2 separate regions of the Homo sapiens genome follow, and region 1 is linked to region 2. A link is an interaction called in ENCODE POLR2A ChIA-PET data of the cell type or tissue named here. Cell type or tissue: Panc1. All regions are shown on one strand. Each heading gives the region's core, and the rest is flanking DNA. Links, peaks and the distances in the headings are about the cores only.

Region 1 (12,061 bases), core at 2,654-10,653, 310 kb before region 2:
TGAGATAGGGGATTTACAGAGACTTAAAGGGGTTTGTAATGCCCGTGAGAGCTGAAATGAATGAGGCTGTCATACAGGGAGTCACTGGGTCCAACTGAGCTGAGAGGGAGCATAGACCAAGATGCCTGCCAGCTGCAGCCTCAGCCATAGCCCCTAATGACACCATTGAGGGCTAATCACAAGGGGAATAAGGCACATTGCTGGGGAGCCAAAAGACCCTGCATGGTTTTGAGGACTTTTACCCCCAATCTGCAAGGTCATGTACACTTCTTTGCCCAGCACTGTCCTGGGGGCCAGGGATGTTGCTGAAATCTAGAGACTAAGTATGTTTAACCAAAGTGGCCGAGTTTTACCTAAAAGAAAGATTTAAATTATTGTATTGATCTAAATGTTATCCCCTGCTTTTTTGTTTTTCTATAGTGCATAGGAGCTAGCAAGCAAGAATAGATCAGATCTAGGCGAAGCAGAAGTGTAATTTCTCTGCACATGTGAGTTCTGGGGTGAGTGCTGCACTGGTTGCTTCCTGCCCCCACCCTTACCACTACTGTAGTACACACACAGCAGGCAAAGTGGTCTTTAAAAGTGAGATCTGGTTCTATGTCCTATCCCAACCTTCTAAAAAACTTCCTGTTGGGCACAGAATTAAATACCAGCACCTCACTATGGCATAAAAGGCCCCACATGATCAGGGTCCTGTCTTCTGTCTGTCACATCCTATACCTTGTCTAAGAAGCTCCAGCACAGTGGCCCCTCTACTCCTTGAACAGGCTGTGCTATTTCCCATTGCAAGCTTTTGCACTTGGTGTTTATGCTGATGCCTTCCATTTGCCCTTCTAGACCTAATCTTCAGTCTTTCTCATCTTGTTCTGTGTGCCAGTAGGCTGATGGTGTGAATTGCATCGATGAACACTCTTGCTTCCTGACTTCCTGTTGGAATTGGCCAATGGGAAGCACTAGCAGGAGATCAGAGAGAATGAGGAGGAGATATTTATTCAGGGTATTTACCACCCCACCCCTGCTCCTTCCTTGCTGGCTAGTTACCTGAGGATGGTTGCATCCCTTTACCAAAGGCCACAGCTCCTATCAGGGGTCTTCTCCATCTTTTGGTAGCCACTCCTCCCTTTGTCCCTGCAGGCCAGGGGTGCTCATGGTTCCCCCCACTTTTGGTAGCCCTGGGTAGCTAGTTTCATTAAGCTCTACCTGCGCTTTTGCACATCGTCCCTTGTGAGTGTCTTCTGCTTCCTATTAGGCCTCAGCTGTCACATTGCTCGTTCTGTAGGCTCTCTGCATGCTGGTTCATTCTTTTCCTTGAGCTCAGCTCAGATGTTACCTTCTGAGGCAGGAGTAAAGGGAGGGAAGAAAGGGCCCCCCGACTCCTCCTCATCTCCCTGCCCACTCCCATGTCCTGCTTTATGCTCTTCACTTATTTATTTATTTTATTTAACATCTTTTTCATTGTGGTAGGAATACTTAATGTGAAACCTACCCTCTTGCCAAGTTTTTAACAGTGCAATATAGCATTGTTTATAATAGGCATAATACTGTACCACAGATCTCCAGAACTTTCTTATCTCACGTAACTGAAACTTTATACCTGTTGAATAGACACTCCCTATCCCATCCTTCCCTCCCTGCAGCTCCTGGGAACCAGCATTCTACTCTCTGCTTCTATGTGTCTGACTATTGTAGATACCTTATATAAATAGTGGAATTACGCAGTGTTTGTCTTTCTGTGACTCTGGCCTTCACCCTTTTTTTTTTTTTTCGAGATGGAGTCTTCCTCTGTCCCCCAGACTGGAGTGCAGTGGCGTGATCTTGGCTTGCTGCAACCTCCGCCTTCCAGGTTCAAGTGATTATCCTGCCTCAGCCTCCCGAGTAGCTGGGACTACAGGTGCATGCCACCATGCCTGGCTAATTTTTTTTTGTATTTTTAGTAAAGATGAGGTTTCACCATATTGGCCAGGCTGGTCTCAAAATCCTGACCTTGTGACCTGCCCACCTTGGCCTCCCAAAGTGCTGGGATTACAGGTATGAGCCACCACGCCTGGCCCCTTCACTCTTTTTAACAACATATTTTTAATTTCTTGCATTGAAATCATAATTTGACACTATTTTTTGTTGTTGTTTTTTACTTGTCTCTTTTAACTGGACTGTAAGCCAACAATAGAAGGAAACTTTTGTGTTTCACTCACTACTGTGTCCCCAGTGCCTAGAACAGGGCTTGTACATAGGAAGCAGGAAATAAACTTTTTTTAAAAGAAATGAATGGGGAGCTGATTTTTCATGCCCTTGAGAAGCCAAGATCTCGAGGCAGGCATATGTGGGGGTGTCAAAAGCAGGTCAGGAGGTCGTCTCATTTCCTTGTACTTTCATTGCATCAAGGTGCTAACACTGCTTCTCAGGTACCATTTGTTAACTGAACCATCAATGCTTAGGAAGTAGAAAGGAAGAAATGAAATAATTATGTTTCAGATTGAGCCCTTTTCCTGGAAACTTGGAAGAGTGTTCCATACCATCCAGTCTTTCTGTCACTTTTACCTATTTCAGGTGTGTCCAGTCTCAGCTGGGAATGGAAGATGCTTTGCATATCTTTAAAATCTTCGGGCCATAGAGTTGGGGAGAGTACAGAAAGAATACCACAGAACTTTTATGCCAGAAAATGGCAGGTGCTCCAAGGGCTATGTTGGAATGCTTGGAGTGCATAAAAATACCAAGGTGAGTGCCTAGCAGAGGGTTCTCAACATTAGACCTAAGTCATAAACTCCAAAGGTTGTTTTCAGGAATCTGTACTTTTAAAAGTTCTGAAGATGCATCTGGGGCCAGGATGAGGGCCACTGGTCTGACATAAAGAGGATGGGCTCTGCTTAGTTCCATAAATTCAGGGAGTTAATTATGTTGTTTTAAATTTCTTGAACCATTAGCACAGGGCTGATGAGCCAAACACCTTTTATGTTTGAATCAATAGATGTTTCTTCCCATGTCTTTGGGAATATTTCACAGTAGAAGTTGGGGTCTTGAAAAGTTGGCATTTGAAGGCTAGTGTTATTTTTTGCTTACAAAATAAGAAATTGATCTTTGGAAAGCAATTTAGGAATCTTATTTGGCCACAGTGGCATTGAGACCACTCTCTTTCTCCCTTTAAGCTTCATTATAACTCGAGTCCATTGCATAAAGCTCTTTTTATTGTAAAATGAGACCCCCATCAGGATCCTATAGACAGTTTTATTTCCTCTTGTTGCTTTCGGTACTCCCATACCATATTTCTGTAAAGGGCAACCTTACATTGAGTTTGGCATTGCTGGGTAGGCATTGCTGTCTTCAGGAGCCTTCTTCAGCTCATTTCTTTTTTGTTTGTTGCTCATAAAATAGCAGGCATCTGTGCACCAAGCTGATGTATTCATTGGTCCATGTACCTTTTAGTCCTTGTGTGTACATTTAGGTTGTACAGACTTACAGTAATATTACTGCTAGAATTCTATTATATATCTCTTCCATTTATATTATGCCATGAGTTTTTTTTTGGAGACAGGGTCTTACTTTGTTACCTAGACTAGAATGCAGTGGCATGATGATGGCTCACTGCAGCCTTGACCCTCCCAGGCTCAAGCAATCCTCCCACCCCAGCCCCCCAAGTAAGCTAGAAGTACAAGTGTGTGCCACCACGCCCAGCTAATTTTTAAAAATTTTTGTAGAAACAGGGTCTCACTGTGTTGCCCAGGCTGGTATTGAACTCCTGGTCTGAAGCAGTCCTCTTATTTCAGCCTCCCAAAGTGCTAGGGTTACAGGTGTGAGCCACTGCTCCTAGCCCAAGTATTTTTCAGATCAACTTTACTGAGTATAATTTACATATAATAATAAACTAGTACAAATGATTGTACAAGTGGTTGAGGTTTTACAAATGTATTCATCTTGTAACTATTACCAAAATCAAGACACCAAATAGTTTTATTACCCCAGAAAGTTCCCTCATACCCTACTATGGTTAATCTCTCCTTCCATTTTTGGCCCCAGGCAACCACTGATATGCTTTCTGTCACTACAGATTAGTTTGCATTTTCTAGAATGTCACACAAATGACATCAGACATAGTTATGATTTTGTGTCTCAGTTTTTTTGCTCAGCAGAATATTTTCACATGTAAATATTTTTCATTTTGCTCATCTTTTTTCCATACCTAATCTTTCTACCACTATCACCATGACTGCTTTTTTTTTTTTTTTTTTTTTTTTTTTTTTTGTGACAGAGTCTTGCTCTGTCACCTAGGCTGGAGTGCAGTGACATGATCTCAGCTCACTGCAAACTCCGCTCCCCAGGTTCAAGTGATTCTCCTGCCTCAGCCTCCTGAGTAGCTGGGATTACAGGCACGTGCCAGCATTCCCAGCTGATTTTTTTGTATTTTTAGTAGAGACGGGGTTTTGCCATGTTGGCCAGGCTGGTCTTGAACTCCTGACCTCAGGCCTCCCAAAGTGCTGGAATTACACTTTGTTGCTCATAAAATAGCAACAAACTGTGCCCAGCCACCACTACTGCTTTCTTAAATCAGATAACTTAAGCTTGATATGTATATTTCCAGCCCTCTATCAATATTCCTACAAACATATACACATACAAGGGAGCCTAGGTGATTTGGTCTGTAAAAGTCATCCTTACAAGATACAAAATAAGATGGCAAAGGGAGGGCAGAGAATGGATTTGGAGGGGCAAAGGGAAAATAATCAACAGAGGTAGGTAGGTATTTCTGTTTAACAGATGAGAAAACTGGGAAACTCAGAAGGATCCTACAGTTAGTCAATGGCAAACCCAGCATTCCAACGCAACTCTTCTGACTCCAAATCTCATCTCTTATTTCCCTCCAAGAGGGTTTTTTGCTCCATAAAATTTTGAAGGCCCTGAGGGCAAAGAAATATAGGGCCTGGAAAAAAGGTAATGTTAGTGATGAGGATAATGATAATGATGATGATGGTGCTGATGGAGGTAATGATGATGATAGTGATGATGAAGATGGTGATGATGGCAGTGATTATGATGGTGATTGTGATGGTGGTACTTTAAAGCAATGATCCCCAACCTTTTTGGTACTAGGGACCAGTTTTGTGGAAAACAGTTTTTCCATGAACCAGAGTTGGGGATGGTTTTGGGGTGATTCAAGTGCATTACATTTATTGTGTACTTTATTTCTATTATTATTGCGTTGTAATATATATGATCAAATAATTATACACCTCACCATAATGTAGAATCAGTGGGAGCTCTGAGCTTGTTTCCTACCACTAGATGGTCCCATCTGGGAATGATGGGAGATAGTGACACCCAAAGTGTGTTGGTTATGTCCAGTCTACTCCATAATCTCGTTTGGGTTGCTGTCACTGCAGAAAACCCTGCTTCACAATGATAGAAAGTTGGAAATGGAAGGAGGATTTTCAGTGCTTTTATGGCAATCTCAGGACATTCCAACTTGACTTTAATCCAAAAGATACGGAGATTTGAAGTTGTCTCAAATGTGCTTTTAAGGCCACCAGATGCAGTTGTACAATTGAAGGACATCAACTCACTTGTTGCTATAAAGTCTGCCACCAGATGTAGCTTGTCACTTGCCACTCACTGATTTGATAGGAGTCTGCAAGTAATTGATTTATTATGGTCTCTGTGCAGTCAAACCTCCCTGCCAATGTTAATCTGTATTTGCAGCCACTACACAGCACTAGCATCACCACCTTAGGTTATCAGGCATTTGATTCTTCTAAGGAGCATGCAACCTGGATTCCTCACATGCGCAGTTGACAATAGGGTTCATGCTTCTGTGAGAATCTAATGTTGCAGCTGATCTGACAGGAGGCGGAGCTCAGGTGGTAATATGAGCAATGGAGAGTGGCTGTAAATACAGATGAAGCTTTGCTGGCTTGCCCCTCATTTCCTGCTGTGCGGCCTGGTTTCCAACAGACCATGGACCAGCGCTGGTCCATGGCCTGGGAGTTGGGGACCCCTGCTTTAAAGAACACCCAGATCCAGGGAAAGCTGAAGGTAACAGAAAATAAAACCCCCCCTTTCCACAGTGCTTTCACCTGTTTTTTTCTCATTTCATCCTTACTACAATCCTGTGTGATGTGTATTATGATCATTCCCATTTTAGAGAACTTGAATCCAAAGCAATTTTTCAACAATGAGCAAGAGAAGCAGGTGATAAACATTTATTCTGCTTTTTATATTCCTAGTGTTTGTAAAAATCAGTTCCAAGTCTTTTAATGGCACGTTAGGCTTTCAATAAATTTGGTAAAAATCACCAATTTTTCATGCTTAAAAGCAAATTTTGTTCATGCCAAGTTACTGCTAAACTGTTGAGAAGGAATGAATTGAAGTATATTAACTTAGAGGGATTTCAGTTTTATTGTCACTATTATCTTTAGATGGGGAGATGAAGATGCAGATAAAGGCATATTAGTAGGTCCCATTTTGATTAAATATATGTTAAACATTCCTTCTTAAGCTATGGTGACCAGCCGGTAGGGAGAGAGAAAGAAGTCAGGGGGTTTCTTCCCCCATCTCTGCCCCCTTCCCTCCTTGCTTGGCTGGGGTTTAAGCAGATGGCCACAGATCCTGCTGGGCAGCCCCTCTCCCACAGCCATGTCCCTAATGGCCCTGACAAGGTTCCCATAACATCATCCCTTCTTCTTGCCCCTTAGACTTAGGGGCAATAATTGCTTCCTGCTGTTCCTGGTTGCTGATTGTTTTACCATTCCCTTTACCCTGCCCATTACTAAGCTGATATTGCTCAGCTCCTCACCACCCTTTTTTATGCCCTGCTTTTTGGTACTGGGCTGTGATGTTCCAAAAGACATCCCTCTTTGTCAGCAGCTCTCTGTCGGTTCTGCCAATATAGGGTGCTGTGGGGAGCCTGCAAGACTGGAGGGAGGAGCAGGGACCCATTCCTCCTTTTGCTTGTGCTTCCCCTTAGACTATCCTCAGCAGCCATCCTTCCTACAGCAGCCTTGGGATGCAGCCTCCCGTGTTTTTCTGGCACTCTCAGGGCCGTCCTTGTGCTTGCTCTCAAGGACCTGTAATAACCGGGCAGCCCCTCTTCAGAGGCCTCAGACCCACATCTGCTGCCCTGCTCCGAGCTTCTGGGTGACAACACTAAGCTCTTCCCTTTGTTTCCTGGCCCGAGTGGTGCTAGCCTGTCCTTCACAGTTGCTTTTCTGTGTTACTTTTATGATTCCTTTCACATATTCAGATCTCCAACCCCTTTCTTTTTTTCTTTTTATTGTGAAAAACACATAAATGTTACCATCCTAACCTTTTTAAGTGCACAGTTCAGTGGTGTTAAGTAGCTTCACATTGTTTTGCATCTAATCTCCAGAACTTTTTCATCTTACAAAACCGAACCTCTCTGCCCTTGAAACAGATCCCCATTGCCCGTCCCCCAGCCCCTGATGACCACCATTCTACTCTCTGTCTCTACGAATTGACTACTTTAGATACTTCATATAAAGATCTCCAATCCTTTCTTTATATTTAATTCACCTTATTAAAATAATCAGCACAGTTTTTGTTTTCCTGATTGGACTCTGACTGATCCATCTCTGTAAATAGTCCCTTCTTTAAACAATTTTCAATTAAACTCTTTGAATGGCCATCTGATCCATGCTGGGACCGCAGCTGATACACTATGGAATTACTGGGGAGGTCAGATGAAGATTAGGTTAAAATAATAATAACAGTAAAAACTCTTTTAACTAAAAAGCACTATATATTATAATTCATAGTAGTAATAATTTAAGTGAGGCCACATCTGAGCTTCCCCTGCAGGGCCTTGAAACACTGACATCCAGAGAAGAAGAATAATAAACAAGAAAGTGGCTGCAATGCCAGAGTTTCAACAGATCCTTTGTGGCTCTAGAACTGGAACTCTGTCTCCTTTTCTAAGACAGGATGTGGGGAATCTTATAAAAAGCTTCATATTTGTATTCACAAGTTAATGTGGGAAAGAAACCAGGATTTCTGTGTCCTTAAGTGATACGGAGACTCTGGCTCCAGCAAGACAAGGCTCCGATCCCAGATGTCAGTCCCCAGCGATTCAGGGACACTTCAACATCCTGACTTCAAATGAAAAATCAGGTTGCTTTTCGAGAGTTGTAAAAGACTGGAAACTCCCTGACCACTCGCCAACTCACAGATGCCAGAAACTCTGCAGCCATAGCCCTGGCCAGAGATTTTTCTGGCAGAGTGGGGTCCCCTGACCTCTTTAAGAGGAGCACTGCTTTCTGAGGGCTCAGAAGGCAATCTGAGGCTCCAGCATCTTGGCCAGGGGCTGTGAAGAGACAAGTGGAGCACAGGGTGGGGTATGCAGGGAGCAGGAGGTATCATGGGCGGGCCCCTCAGGGAGGGCCGTGGATTATTCAAAAGTGCCCTGGCCTGCTGTGCATTCTGGAGGATATTCACCATCAACCCTGCCAGGAAAGAAGGCCTCACAAAACACCAGGTCTGAAGGAAGGATCAAGGAATTTCTTTGACAGATGTTAATCAAGAAAACCTGAACACCAAGGGAGGCTATTGCTTCCTCCTGAAACTATTTGACTGGCTTGGTCTCTTTGTACTTGGGTGGGACTAACCATGAGAAAAAGCTCATCTGTGTGAGTTTCGTGGCTCAATGTTATGGGGTACAGACGTGAGCTACTCCTCTAATGTCCAGGAGCTGTATCAATCCCAAGAAATGACTTGCAATATCCTGCATGTGTGTGTGTGTTTTCAGGGAGGGATCTGGAACAATTTTCTGGGGCCTGTAAATGTAAGCTGATTCACAAGATGAAGTGCCCCCTCCCTGCCTCTTCCCCCATCCCGGAATTGAGAACGGCTCTAGATTATGAGGCAGAGGAGGCTGGAGCAATGACTTTCCTCCCGGAATACCCGACAGTACCCTGCCTGGCAAGCCTTGTGTACTGTCTTTATAGGAGTACTTACTAAACTGAACATATAGAAGCAGCCTTCAACTTTTAGGAATCCACATACATTCCTCCCATCCAGAAGGTTAGCTTGTGATGAGAGATTCTTTTGGGGATCTCATTAACAGTTTCTTCTGTTTGTGGGATGGCTCTTCCCAAAGGGGTCTTAAAATCAGAGAACAGGCCTGGCGCAGTGGCTCATGCCTATTATCCCAGCACTTTGGGAGGCCAAGGTGGGCGGATCACGAGGTCAGGAGATTGACCATCCTGGCTAATGCAGTGAAACCCCGTCTCTACTAAAAATACAAAAAGATTAGCCAGGCGTGGTGGCGGGTGCCTGTAGTCCCATCTACTCCAGAGGCTGAGGCAGGAGAATGCCATGAACCCGGGAGGCGGAGCTTGCAGTGAGCCGAAATCAGCCACTGCACTCCAGCCTGGGCAACAGAGCGAGACTCCTTCTCAAAAAAACAAAACAAAACAGAACAACAGAGAACAAGATACTCAAGTTTGGGAGGCTAAGTGCTAATATTGGTTTTCCTACCAACTCTTTTTTGTCCCAGTTACATCATCCACAAATTCATAGTCTCTCCCCCTCTCTACTACTCAATAAAGTTATTATGGGGAATTGTGATTAAAAAATGAGAGGAAGGAAATTTGTAAACTCAAAGTTGTAGTATTAGTGTAGCTAGATGAAATAAGAGTTGGTTCCCCTTCCATGTTATTAGCGGAGAAAAAGAGACAGATTGAGGGAGGAAAAAGAGATGTAGCAGGATATTGTCATTAAGATCACAGCAAACTAACATGACATACTGTTGGTGAGTAGGTAAGAAAGATAGCTCTGAGTCCCTCACTTTAAGACACGTAACGGAAAGGAGTCAGAACATTGCAGGAAGTGAAAGGACTATTTGATTCATCATTATCCTATTCTTAGTTGGAATTATTTTCCTCTTCATTTTAGTTATGACCACGGGTCAGCCAGACATTAAGACAAGAGCACAGGGTTACAGTGTGGGAGCCCTATTTAATTGATTCCAGAATGCACATCTGTCACATCCTAACATCTCTGGGGATCAGCTCATGGTGTTGGTCAGGCTCTGTGGAGATACAGTCGTTAATAATATCATGGCAGTTCACACTGTCATCATGTCAATTGAATTGGATGCATTGTTGATGGTATAGGTGTTGAATTTAATTGCGTTTAGAAGATCCTCAAAAAATTATACTATGATTTGACATTAAAATGAAAAATTACCTTGTGTGCAAAAAGGCGTAGAAACAGAGCAGCAGGACTTTAATTTGATATTAGTGAAGCAGATACGCATGGTTGGAGGAATGAACACAATAGTGCATAATTTTTGCAAAGTAACAACCGAACTGCTTTCTGGAGCCTAAGAGAGGAAGAGCCATCCCTTAAGTAGAAGAAACTGTTAATGAGTTTCACAGAAGGATTGACCATCACAAGCCCAGTCGAGTGACAGCAGAAACTGCTGGCACATCTTGGATGAATGAAAGAAACGTCAAAGCAATCAGAGGCTTGCATGACTGGATAACTATAGTTAAAGCAGTGTATCATGTCGTCTAAAGGATGGTGTTGCTCCTGGTGACTCATAAGGTGTGTCTTAGGATCAATGGAAAATGGTACAAATGTAAGCTTATAACATTCAGGGAGTTACTACCATTTTTAAAAGAAAAGGCAGACAGACCTAGTGCCTCTTTTGCTGGTGGGCTTAGTCTTTTGAGAATCAGTACAGAGGTCGGCACATGGCCGATCAGGGACTATGTGCCTGTGGTGCTACTTGCCCTAATGACTCAGAACACACAGGAGATAGGACAGGTCTCAAGAGTGTGGAGGAATAGAGCAAGTGTCCAGGACCTGTCCTCCTTCTAGACATGTGAATGTGAGATGGACAATGGATTTTTTTAAAAAAGAGTACAGTTCTTTATTTAAAGAAAGAATTTGCAGTTTTGGAATGCTTCTTATAAACCAGCAAAAACTAACCCTAGATTTTAAAAAAGCCTAGCAGTTTCAGCACCCTACAACAAATATAAAACGTTTTAAAGTAAATTCAACTAGTAAATATTTAATCATCTCCAAGATTATACCTTTAAATTTATGAAGCATGATTATTTTATGAGTATATTAAATTCTGTATGATGAATTTTTAATGTCCCTAAAATAACAAAATTACTTCAGATTAATAAAAGGACCAGAAACAAATATTGCATATATCTATTTTATTTCTGCCAGATTTCTATTAACAATCAAGACATGAGTAAAGAGAATATTTTCAAGCTTGTGTCCTCATCCATCCCATCCCATCCCCACCTTGAATTTCCTCAGGTGTGGATAAACCTTTCTAGACATTTCAGGTTTTTAATTCTTCAATATGTTTATGATCGTTCTTAATCTGGGCCCCATCGCCAGCGTTCCATGGATAGGCTACAGGGAACCCGTGTACACTTGAAATTATATAAACAGTCCTGAGCACTGTGTGCATTTTGGTGGTGGTAGGGAGAGGTATTCTGGTTGTTATATATTTCCTAAAAGTGCCCATATTTTAAAGAATGAAAGCATCCATTAACCACTGTTGAGCATTTTGGATTTGTTGTGACTTGGTCCTTGGCCCCTCCTAGACGTAAAATGGGAACTTTTAGTGAGTAAGTATTCTGCCTTAACAGGAGGCTGCGTCTAGACCCAGCAACAAGGGAGAGGGAGATTCTTGAGCAACAAGACACCCGGGAAATGGCTTTGTGATTCCGTCTTGGTTTTGGGATTTGGTTGCCAATGTGTCCCTGCTCTTCCTCAAAATAAACAAAGAAAAGCCCCTGCATTCCTGTGCCACCCAGGTTCAATCTGGAACTTTGAACTTTGTTTTTTTTTTTTTTTTTTTTTTTTAAGTGACAGAAACCAGGTCCCAATCATTGAGTTTTCCTCTCCCTCTGACGGGGTCAGAGATCTCCAGACTGTGATATGGATAAGACTGGGGGAGGCTGCAGGGGCAGCTATCCAGGCCATTCGCCACTGGTGGTGACTGTTATACTCTAATTTAAAAATGCAAAAAAAAAGGTCAGGTTGAATGGAGTCTCATTGAGTTCCATGAAATTCCCCTACCTCATGGGCCTGG
Region 2 (12,061 bases), core at 1,555-9,554:
CTACAAAATTTTCATTTCTCCTTTCCAAGAATAGAATCCCCCTACTTTCTGAAGCAAAAGTAAGACCAAACGGCTTGGCATTTACAGATATACTCAGAGGGACAACAGAACAGGGTGTGTGAAATGGGAATGCCACAGTGAATTACTGATGGAACCTAGATGAACTCACGACATTTCTTATACCCCCTCCAGAGATTTACTAAGAACAAGAAATGAGTACATGTTTTGTTTGTTTGTTTTTGAGATGAAGTCTTGCTCTGTCACCCTGACTGGAGTGCAGTGGCGCGATCTCGGCTCACTGTAAACTCCACCTCCTGGGTTCAAGCAATTCTCCTGCCTCAGCCTTCCAAGTAACTGGGATTACAGGTGTGCACCACCACGCCCAGCTAATTTTTGTATTTTATTTTTATTTATTTATTTATTTATTTATTTATTTATTTTTTTGAGACGGAGTTTCACTCTTGTTGCCCAGGCTGGAGTGCAATGGTGCGATCTTGGCTCACGGCAACCTCTGCCTCCCAGGTTCAAGTGATACTCCTGCCTCAGCCTCCCCAGTAGCTGGGATTAGAGGCATGTGCCACCACGCCCGGCTAATTTTATATTTTTTGGTAGAGATGGGGTTTCTCCATGTTGGTCTGGCTGGTCTCGAACTCCCGACCTCAAGTGATCCACCCGCCTCGGCCTCCCAAAGTGCTGAGATTACAGGTGTGAGCCACCACGCCTGGCTAATTTTTGTATTTTAGTAGAGATGGGGTTTCACTATGTTGGTGAGGCTGGTCTAGAACTCTTGACCTTAGGCGATCCACCTGCCTTGGCCTCCCAAAGTGCTGGGATTACAGGCATGAGCCACCACACCCGGCCATGAGTACATGGGTTAACCCTTGTCCACCCCAGGGACCCAACTCCCCACTGTGCTTGGAAATGGGAAATAAAGCAGGAAGAGTCCCTGTTATTTACCGGTGGCAAGACTCTGGCCAGAATTGTTAAGCAAGAGCAAAATTGGCTGCTTTGGATATTCGTTCCTTCCTTTGGAGATGGTGCCTTCAGGAAAATTATCAGAACTTGCATAGAAGAGAAATAAAGAATGATGAGCTGTTGGGTTAACCCTGGATACTCAGCCTCAACGGAAGGGGTAGGGAGTCCTGGATTGTGCTAGACACCAAAGGAGGGAGCCTGTAGTTCTCATCCCGTTCTGTGCTAGGAGACCACATGGACCAATGAGCCAAAACTCTTGGAATAGGTGGACTAAGTAGATGCTTAAGCAATGTGATTTGAGAGCGACCCGTCTTGCCAAAGCTGCATCAGTCCCCTAACTCTGAGTGCCTGGAATTCTGACTTTCAGAGTACCACTTTTAGGCTAAGGCATTATTGACAGAAGATCCCTTTGAACTCAAATCTGTACCCTGGAAATATGATGTATTTTGTTATTAGATCCCATTTTCTCAGATTATTCTACAAAACACTTTAGCATTTCCTTAACAGAGTCTGGGAAACAGGATACTCTGAAATCAAGGAACATGGGACTGGTAAACTTTGATTATGTTGGAAAGGTAGAGACCAAAATCTACTTCCAGGGCAGACAGGGATATGAAAGTATTGTTAACAGTGTGAAGGCTCATCTCTGGAGTGAGTGAAGTGTCAGAAAGAAAAAGAACATTTATAGGGGAGTACATAGGGTGAACCCTGACAGCATGAAATCCAGCCACATCTGCCAAATCAAAGATGGCAAGGGGAAGCCCTTCTGTTTCATGGAAAAGCCAATTAATGAGGATGAATTGAAGATAATATTGTAGATCAATTACATGCTGTAAAATATAATGTACTAGCTTTTCCATATGGCTATAGACTATGGTTCATGAAATTTTTCAGTAAACAACAGTTTGCCTTCCTTAGAGTCTCAGGCAATAATGAGTCTTCTCCATTCTGGTTTTATTTTAAAACTAAACTATTGTCGATAATTAATTAATGGTATTCTAATGTAAACAGAATATAAGTTTCACAATCTTGAATTTATTTTTCCTCTTCTTTGGGGTATGTAGGGTTTTACATATTTTGGTTTGTGCTTATGGAAAAATGTTTTACTTCTGCTGTTGAAATCATAGCCACCCGCTGTTTTCTATAGTTATGAAATATTATAAGTCTTGTCACTTGCAGAACTAATGTTCCCACTGAGATGCCTCTCTAGCCTTTTTGATTAAAAAGCAGCAACAGCAAAAGACACAGCCTGGGACTGAGTGACCTATTATTTTTGTGTCTCATTTGGTCACAGTAATTCTCAACCCATGCTTCACATCAGAATGAACTATGCAGTTTTTTGGAATTGTGGAATTTCCAAGAGGAGAGCCTGGTGTGTGTGTGTGTGTGTGTGTGTGTGTGTATGGGTATGTGTGAAATTCCACAGGAAATCTGATACGTAGCCAGAATCAAGCACCCTCACATTACTGATTTCAGGGAGTATTGCACTGTGAACCGTGTAAGCCTGAGGTTGGGAGGTGATTTAAATTCTATTATAAGCTGATACCTACTATCTAAGACCCTGTCAAATGATCATATCAAAATATTTTGTGTTCATTGCTCTCTCTGCCTGATTGTTTCTCTGATACTTACATGAAAATTAGAAAAAGTGTACTCCTTCGTAAGTTTACCCATGTGGCTGAGTGTCATCAATAATGACTTTGTGTAGCTTTATGTATGGGAGGAAGTGTTTTGCATCCTGAGGGTGGTGGCCTGAGCTGTGGCTGAGTCTCAAGGCTCATGGTTAAGCAGTGACGCTTCTGTGGCCTGTGAATACCACTTGCAATGTGGACACATTGGTGGGTGAGAGTTACTCTGAGCAGAGCCCCACCGCCTGGTTCAAAAGTTCATGGGCCCAGAAAGAGCAATGATAGTGTAGAGACTCAAGAGAAAAGCTGTCTTTCACACAAGAGCATTCAGAGAAGCCATGCAATGACCAGCTCATCCAAGGCAGACAGCACCCCGCATGTATACGTGGGGTCCTCAGATCTGCTGCTCTGTTGTTGCAAGTTTATACATCACACAGATGCCTCCCCACTTAGGAAAAACTGCATCGCATTTAACTAACACATGTAAATATTCATTTTATAAATATGCAATTTTATAGGAGCCTGATTGCAATGTGTCAAAGAGGGCATTTGCTCATGAAGCAATGTTACCTATGATGTGCATAATCATTCACACATTTTTTGTACCATGTGGTAAATACAGCAACAGACATTATCTAATGTGTGCCACAGAATGCACTAGGTGATATGGGAGCTGGGAGATCATCACACATGCATTCTACCATAGAGAGCTTATCTTATGTTTAAAAAAATGAAATATATGCATACATAACTAGAATGCAGGGCAGAATATGGCACATGCCACACAGTACAATGGAAGTACTTCGCTATTTCAGCATAAGGAGATTGACCCTAGCTAAAGGCAATTAGGAGTCGCTCCCTGGAGGAGACAGCATCCGCCCTTCATTTTGAAGGCTATATAGGATTTGGACAATGCAGAGTTTAGGGGAGGGACCAGATGTGGAGGCTTTCCAGGCAAAAGGAACAGGAGTGAGCAGAGGCCTAAGATGGAGACCTAGAGCCTACAGCACGTTTGGCTGGAATGCAGAATGTGTAACGAGGAAAGGCAGCTCTGCCACCCTGTAGAAGGCCATCCTGGTCAATGACTCAGCTTCTCTGTGCCCCAGTTTTTCATCTGTAAGTGGGGATAATGGTGCCTACTTGATAGGGCTGTGTGATGAATGAATGAGCTAATATATACAAACTACTTAAAACATTCCTTGGTGCATAGTAAGTGTTCTATAAATGTTCAATCCAAGTTATTAAAGAAGGGGGTAAAGAAATTCCAAGACCAGATGATCTCTAAGATGGTTCCAATTCCAAGGTCTAGCACTCAGGGCCACTGAGAGTTCTGACTGGTCTCTGAGGGTGGAGTGCAGCGCCCAAGGCTGCCTTGCCATTAAACCTGATGACAGTTTGGAGAAGTGTGGGAAGAGACTGAGGCCTGGAAACAAGGATGATTCAAAACAGATGCAGACGGCTGCCCCCCAACCATCCATTTTTGCTGTTAATATGAATATGGAATTTGAAGAAAAGGGCAAGAAGCCATTTTATGCTATTCCCTGATTTCTCCCCAGTGGAAAATTCCCTATTTTGAATTGCTTTCAACTGTCTTTTGTGTTTTCATTGACAATGAAATTATTTAAAAAGAATGAGAGAAAAACAGCTTTGCTCCAGAGAGGAGAAAAAATTAAAGAAAACTAATTTCTCCCCCTAGCCCCCAAAAAACCAAACCAGAAATTAACATTATAATCTATAATCACAGACACAGAAAGTGGTCCCAAGAGCCAAACCTCCTCCATTCCCTTCCTGCAGAAGCACCCCAAGTGTGATTGAGAATAAATGAAGGGAGTTGTCAGGGTATGGGGTGAATATCAGTCTGACTGCTTATTGTTGCATGTCATTGCCTTTCTTCTTTCTAAAATAATTTTAACTTTTAGTTTAGATTCATGGGGTACATGTACAAGTTTGTTAAGTAGGCATATTGTGTGATGCTAAGGTTTGAGATATGAATGATCCCATCACCCAGGTAGTGAGCACAGTACCCAATAGGTAGTTTTTCAGCCCTTGTCTCCTTCCCTCTCTCCCCATTCTTGTGGCCTCCAGGGTCTACTGCCGCCATCTTTATGTCCATGAGTACCCAGTGTTTAGCTCCCACTTATCAGTGAGAACATGTGGTATTTGGTTTTCTATCTCTGGGTTACTTCACTTAGGTTGCATCCATGTTTCTCAAATAACATTATTTCATTATTCTTATGGCTGTGTAGTATTCCATGGTGTATATATAACACATTTTCTTTATCCAATCCACTGCTGATGGGCACCTAGGTTAATTCTGTCTTTGCTATTGTGAATAGTGCTGCACTGAACATACAAGTGCATGTGTCTTTTTGGTAAAATGATTTATTTTCTTTTGGATAAATACCCAGTAATGGTATTACAGGGTCAAATGTAGCTCTGTTTTAAGTTCTTTAAGAAATCTCCAAACTGCTTTCCACGGTGGCTGGACTAATTTACATTCCCACCAGCAGTGTATAAGCATTCACTTTTCTCAGCAGCCTTGCCAGTATCTGTCTTTTTTTTTTTTTTTTTTTTTTTTTTTAGTAATAGCCATTCTGACTGGTGTGAGGTGGTATTTCATTGTGGTTTTGCTTTGCATTTCTCTGATTATTATGATGTTGAGCATTTTTTCTATGTTTGTTGGCTGCTTATATGTCATCTGATCTTCAACAAAGTTGACAAAAATAAGCAATGGGAAAAGGACTTCTTATTCAATAAATGGTGCTGGGATAGCTAGCTATCCATATGCAGAAGAATGAAACTGATCCCCTCCCTTTCACCATATACAAAAATTAACTCAAGATGGATTAAAGATTTAAACATAAGGCCACAAAGTATAAGAATTCCAGAAGAAAACTTAGGAGACACCATTCTGGGCATTGACCTTGGGAAAGAATTTATGACTAAGTTCTCAAAAGCAATTGCAACAAAAACAAAAATTGGCAAATAGGACCTAATTAAACTGAAGAACTTCTGCACAACAAAAGAAACAATCAACAGAGTAAACAGACAACCTATGAAATGGGAGAAAATATTTGCAAGCTATATATCCAGCAAAGGTCTAATATCTAGAATTCATGAGAAACCTAAACAATTGAACAAGCAAAAAGCAATTAACCTCATTAAAAAGTGGGCAAAAGACACAAACAGACTTCTCATTGCCTTTCTAAGGCAGGCACAGGTTTCCTTAGTTCTGGCTCTTTTTTCTTCAAGCTTTGTAGCCAGGTTCTGAATGAATACCACCCCCCAGGTAAAATTCCTTGTTAAATGCTGAAACACATACCTTTGAGAACCTCTCACTTCTCTGTAAATGGTTCTTTTTGCATCTAGTGTGGCCTCTGAGTGTACCCATGGAGGCTCCTGGGTCCTCAGAGTCTGGACGGGGAGCCAGGAGTCCTGGCCTCTATTTCAGCTCCCGACGGCCAACCTGGGCTTCAACCACAGCACAGACTCCTGACTACTCCCACCCAAAAAGAGTTGTTGGAAGACTTGAAATCACAGATCTGAGAACTCCTGCACTTTGTAAATTCAAGATGACATTGTTACTGTTCTAATTTTTTTAAAATTACAGCACTCTCACTTTTTCTCCAAAAAAGGTATAAACAAGAAGATAGTTTGACTTGTTTACCTAAAGCTCTCCTTTGAGTTGCCAAGAGGAGTTAGTTACTTGAACACAGACACAGAAATACGGTCGATAGCAAAATAAGATATGCTGAGCTCAGGAGCTTAATTTTTTTCCCTTCATTGAGTAACATTTCAGAAAAGCACCAGTAATTGGAACATAATTTATTTATCAACAGGAATTCAGAATACTCCCTTGCAGTTGATTTTGGAAATCCATGTGACCCTAGCAGAGTGCTATAACCAAGGTGAGAAAGGCTAGAAACAGACGTAGAATTACAATTACCAAAGGGAGAAGAGTTCACTGTGAATATTTAACACACACTGGCATTTGGCCACTAAACTCTGGGTCTTCCTTCAAAGTTCCTGACATACCCATTTATAAAGGAGGTTAATAATCCCTTTGTACCTACACCCCCACAGTTACAGCTAAATAACAATTTTCATGATAAGCCTTTATTTTTCTGCAACTTAGAATTTAAGGCAGCAATTTCATCTACAATGTTTAAGCCCAGAATTTATTTTTGGCCTTTTCAAAAGAAAGTTGTACCCATTTAACTTCGCCTGGCAATATAAGAGAAAAATGTTTTTAAAAGTACAGATTTTAATTAACTAGGCAATTTGCCTTTCTCTGAACAATCAAACCCTGGCCATTGCCAAAGGCAGGAAGCCAGACTAAGCAGAACCATGGTTAGATACAGGGAGGCAATGTCAAGGGCTTGCAGCAAGCAGCAGTTGCCCATAGCCTGGGTTAGTAATATGCATATTATTTTAATATCCTATTAGCACTTGGCTTTGAAATGAAAATTGGGTGACTAAAGACAAAGATTTTTGGGCAGCAATTTTTAGAACATAGAGGTAAGATGTGTTTTTCACCACTTGCTTTAAGAAGCACCCTGATGCCCAGATGTTGACCTTTAAGCTACCTCTCCTAGCTCTGGGGTTTCCTGGCATTTCATGGGCAGACCTGTCCCCCAGCATCCACTATGCTTTGGGTAGAGCTGAGCTCCAGCTTTTGAAGCCTCTGGTCAGGGTTGGATGAATGGCAAGCAAACACTGCCACAAGAGAAAACCTGCTGGCTGGCAGCCCCTGGGTCAAAGCTTGTTTTAGTTTCCCGAGACCACCTTTCTATGAGACCTCAGAGAAGGGTTTTACTGCCCCAGGGGTGTAGGATGTGATTTTTAGGAAAAAAGACTCTTGCAATTTCAAGTCTGGGTAACTTATCTTTCTTTGCCTACCTGGTGAGAGGATACCTTTGCAGGAAATGCTGTCACATCAACCCTCCATTGCCCTATTTCTCTTTGCCTGTCCAAGGGTTACCTTGGAATTAGTGGTGAAACTTCCAGGTTCAGTCATATGCTAAAGGACTCATGAATGCATTTTGTTTGGAGCTTTACAAATCTCTAGAAATTTAGTAAATGGCTCAAGAACTCCCTCTAAGCTCAAGTTGTTTAAATTTTATTTTTCTTTTTATCATTTATGCACAAGTAAAACCATGAAGTAGTGACTTCAACTGGATAAAAGGCTTAAGACCCTGAGGATATTGTGAAGCCATTATCCATGAGAGGAAGAAGGCAAGGTCCTATGTCTACCAACATGCAGACAAATGTCCCTGACTGCCTAGGCTTGGTAACATTGAGCAATTATTTTTGTCCTTATCATAATTTAGTCATTTAATTTCTTTATCATTTTCTTGGCAGTTAATAGCCTCTGATTTGAATTTTTATTTTTTCTTGTACCACAGTTGTTCTGCCTCCCTGATTAGATTGTAAGCACCAGTAGATAAGTCATCTTAGCCTACTTGGCAAGCCTTATAATACCAAAATCAACTTCCTAAATGAAGAGCTGGGTATCCAGCCACTCAAAAATGTTTTCCCCAACATTCCGTTAGCCTCACTGGTACATGTTCTTTTAAATGGAAATTCTCAAAGGGAGAGTTGATCCCCACTAATCACTCTTTAATGTGAATTAATTCAGTCAGATAATCAGATGCTCCAAGAAATAGAATTAAAGAAAATAGAAGTAATTTTTGAACATATGGAACTCTGGGAGAGGGTGGCCAGCTTACTAGGAAAGGACTTTGGGGTAATCAGGAGTGTATGTCCGTGTATGTGTGTGTGTAAATCCAGGAGAAGGGAGGGTTGGAAAGAGAATTCTCACAATCCTATAACTTTGTGGCTAGAAACAGATGTAGGCTTATGTCTCTAAGGATGAATGGATGATTTGGAGCAAGAAAGGACCAGTCACTTGCTTTTGTATGACACACAGACTAAAGGTAGTTTTCACATTTCTAAATGATTAGAAAATAATCAAAAGAAGAAGACTATTTTATGACACATGAAAATTATATGAGAATCACATTTCAGGGTCTATAAATAAAATTTTGTTGAAACATGGCCATGCTGATTCATTTATGGATTGTCTATGGCTGCTTTTGTGCTATGATGGCATGGCTGAGTAGTTTTGACAGAGACTGTATGGCCCAAAAAGCCTAAAATATTTACTACCTGCCCCTTTACAAGAAAAGCCTGTCAACTACTGATTTAGAGCAAAGTGTTTGTTTCTTTTTCACTTTCATGCATTTGGGTGAACAGTTTTTTAACACTTATAAAATATTTCTTCCCTTTCATAAAATATTAGAATATACAGAGATAATTACAGAGATGTTTATCCCAATATTATTAACATTCAAAGAAACAAAACTTCATGCTAACCATGTGGTACTGGTGAAATTATGGTATAGCTATACAATTGATTGCTGTGGAATAATTTATTGGTGCTATGGTCTAAATATTTGCATCACCTCAAAATTCATGTGTTGAAATCCTAACTCCCAAGGTATTAGGTGATGGGGTTTTTAGGAAGTGATTAAGTCAAGAGGGCTGAGCCCTCATGAATGAGATTAGTGCCCTTATAAAAGAGACTCCAGAGAGCCAGCCAGCTCTTCCACCACATGTGGATACAGCAAGAAGCTACCATCTACCAACCAGAACTCCAGCCCTCACCAGACACTGAATATGCCAGCACCTTGATATTGGACTTCCCAGCGCCCAGAACTATAGGAAAAAAATTTCTATGGTTTATAAGCCACATAGTTTATGATACTTTGTTATAACTGCCTGAATGGACTAAGACAAGTGGCATAAAAACTGTTTCCAGTTTTAACTCTTTATACAACATGAACCCATAAAAAATGTTTCAATCAAAAATATCATCAAAAAGCCATACCAACTTTCAGATATGTTGTATCTGAGTGGTGGATTGCAAGTGATTTTTTTTTTCTTCTTTTTGCTTCTCTGTATTTCTTGAATGGTTTACAGTGAACAAATACTACTTTTATAAAAAGGAAAAATACATAACGAAAAACTTTCCTTTGATACTAGAGATGGTTAGAAAAAAATAGAACAAAATTATAATATGTTAGATATTTTTTCATCCTTCCCTAAGGTAAAAATGTTCTCCTGGGAGACAGTGGAGCAAGGGCCTTGGCATCAAACTGCTCACTGGGGTTGAGAAACCAAGACTGCCAGTCACTAGTTACGTAACCTGGACTGAAGTGCTTGCTATCTCTGAACCTCAGTTTTCCGAGTTCTCAAATAAGGAAAATAACATCCTCTTAGGGCTTCTTCAAGCATTAAATAAAATCATACATAGAAAACAACTAACTCACATGGTGACAGGCACATAAGCACTAAAAAAATGACTAATTTTCAACATATTTTATGTAGAATATTTGCCATACGATGTCCTGCCTTCCACGGTAATTTCTCTTGTGATACAAAAAAAAAAAAAAAGTCCCTAAGATGAAATACATGGAGTGAGGAGCAGAGGAAGGTGAGGGAGTGAGTATCAGAGCAGTGAGGAGACAGATGCCAACTATCCTGAGCATAATGGAAAATGGAGCAGTTCAGAAGAGCCACTGGCTTTGTCATTTGGTCAGGAAGCTTTCATTACTACTTGCAATAGTGAGAGACCGCTAGATTGCTGGGTGGGGGCAGAATGTCTGCATGTGTGTGATGGTGCAGGTCTGGGAGGAAAATTTTTCCAACAGTTCACAGTATAGTTCCACAGTTTTGAGCACCCATTGCGTGAAAAGCACCGGAGATTCCAAGATGTGTAAGATACAGTACATTCCAGAGTGAGCTCTGGCCTTGTGGTGGGTTGGAAGGAATCGCTTTGGAGTAAGGCATTGAGCAATCACTTGGAATGCTACTTACTTGAACTGGAAACTATGCTTTCCAGATTATTATCATTATTATTATTAGTGTGCTTTCAAGATTATTATTTGAAGGAATTCACAGCAAGAAGGAAGATTCTTACTAAAATACTATTAAAATCTTCATGTTTTGCAGAAATCATTGGATATAATTGGGCCAGAAATAAAAAGAAACACTAAAAAAACTAATGATAAGTTGGGGGAATAGATGCTAAGAGCTTAAGAGAATGGGAAGAGGTGAAGAGAAAGTTCTATGGCCCATTGTATTTCTTCCACCAGATGCCAAGGAGCATCCCTTGGGTAGAACAACGTCAACTAGAAACTCTGAAGTGTGCCATATTCTTTTCATCCTCCTTGTCTATCTTCTTGTCCAGGGAATACTAACTACTCCAAGAGTTCATTTTCCACCTTTATACTCTTCCAGGCCCTCTCCACGCCTCTGTACTCCCAACCTCCTCAGGGGCCATGCTAATCTCTGTATCATTTCAATTTTAGTATATGTGCTACCAAAGTGAGCACTGCTTACTCTTAATACTGGCACAAGTGAATATATTCCAGTCCTGAGATTATATCGTTGAAGTGTAATGGCCTATGCGAGCTGTGATCTCAAGATACATGAGGGGTAAAACAAACAGAAACCAACCAAAACAACACCATTGCTTTGTGAAGTTCCCTGTATCTCTACCCCTGCCTGGCCACCCATCTAATTTGTTACATAGTCATTACTTTTTTATGCTATTTACTTCTCTGCAGGTTTCTTTTTTTTTTTTTTTTTTTATTGATCATTCTTGGGTGTTTCTCACAGAGGGGGATTTGGCAGGGTCATAGGACAATAGTGGAGGGAAGGTCAGCAGATAAACAAGTGAACAAAGGTCTGGTTTTCCTAGGCAGAGGACCCTGGGGCCTTCCGCAGTGTTTGTGTCCCTGGGTACTTGAGATTAGGGAGTGGTGATGACTCTTAACGAGCATGCTGCCTTCAAGCATCTGTTTAACAAAGCACTTTACATATATTTGCATTACATTATTTATTCCAATTTTAGGATGGGTTTGAAGAGGATGGGTTTGAATTTGCTACATCAAATAAGGGAAAGAAATCATTCTTTCTTAATGTCTCCACACGTGAAGTATTTGGAGTCCCTATAATTATGTTGCTTATGTCTTACCCCAAAAGATGTATGCTCTACTTGAATGTCCCTCGTGAAAATGCTGAGAGAGAATATATACCTTAAAAGGCACTTCAGGGAGGTGTCATGCCCCCATCTGCAGAAATGGCACCCAGCAGATCAAGACTATACAGGATTAGCTTTCTATTGGATCTGGAATATGACTCTTTCTATCATTGGAAATGGTATGTGCAAATGTTGCTAACAGGATGTGGGCTATACATTTTGAGACCTGTTGAAAGAGAAGGCAACCAGAGTCACAAGATATCACTTTATTCATCTGTAAAGGGAATTCAAGTGGTCATATCAGGAAGAGCTGTACCCCCGAGTCTCAGAACTTGTGTCCTTCCTACTGCTGAGGCTGGATACACTGAACCCACTCCACTTTATTACTCAGGCTCCATGCTGTTGTCTTCAG

Evidence for each region. ChIA-PET counts read pairs that join two places held together with the same protein. Peaks named below come from ENCODE experiments on the same cell type or tissue, not always from the same donor. Only the 100,000 strongest peaks of a DNase experiment are listed, where the experiment ranks them.
Region 1: POLR2A ChIA-PET joins it to region 2 with 14 read pairs; 3 of 35 experiments call an interaction of 5 or more read pairs at or near these places.

Annotation. Positions count from the first base shown.
Region 1 is chr14:51,285,349-51,297,409 of GRCh38, forward strand. It overlaps LOC124903315 (a long non-coding RNA gene), which reads left to right and starts at 2,083. Exons shown (of 2, transcript XR_007064164.1): 1 at 2,083-2,715; 2 at 7,804-11,154. In Panc1, for the core only: CTCF peaks have their summits at 5,288 (motif pointing right) and 5,510; no DNase peak of the experiment used is centred there.
Region 2 is chr14:51,593,902-51,605,962 of GRCh38, forward strand. It overlaps FRMD6-AS2 (FRMD6 antisense RNA 2), which reads right to left and starts at 6,051. Exons shown (of 3, transcript NR_051990.1): 1 at 5,926-6,051. It also overlaps a transcript of FRMD6 not described here and the pseudogene LOC124903415. In Panc1, for the core only: no CTCF peak of the experiment used is centred there; no DNase peak of the experiment used is centred there.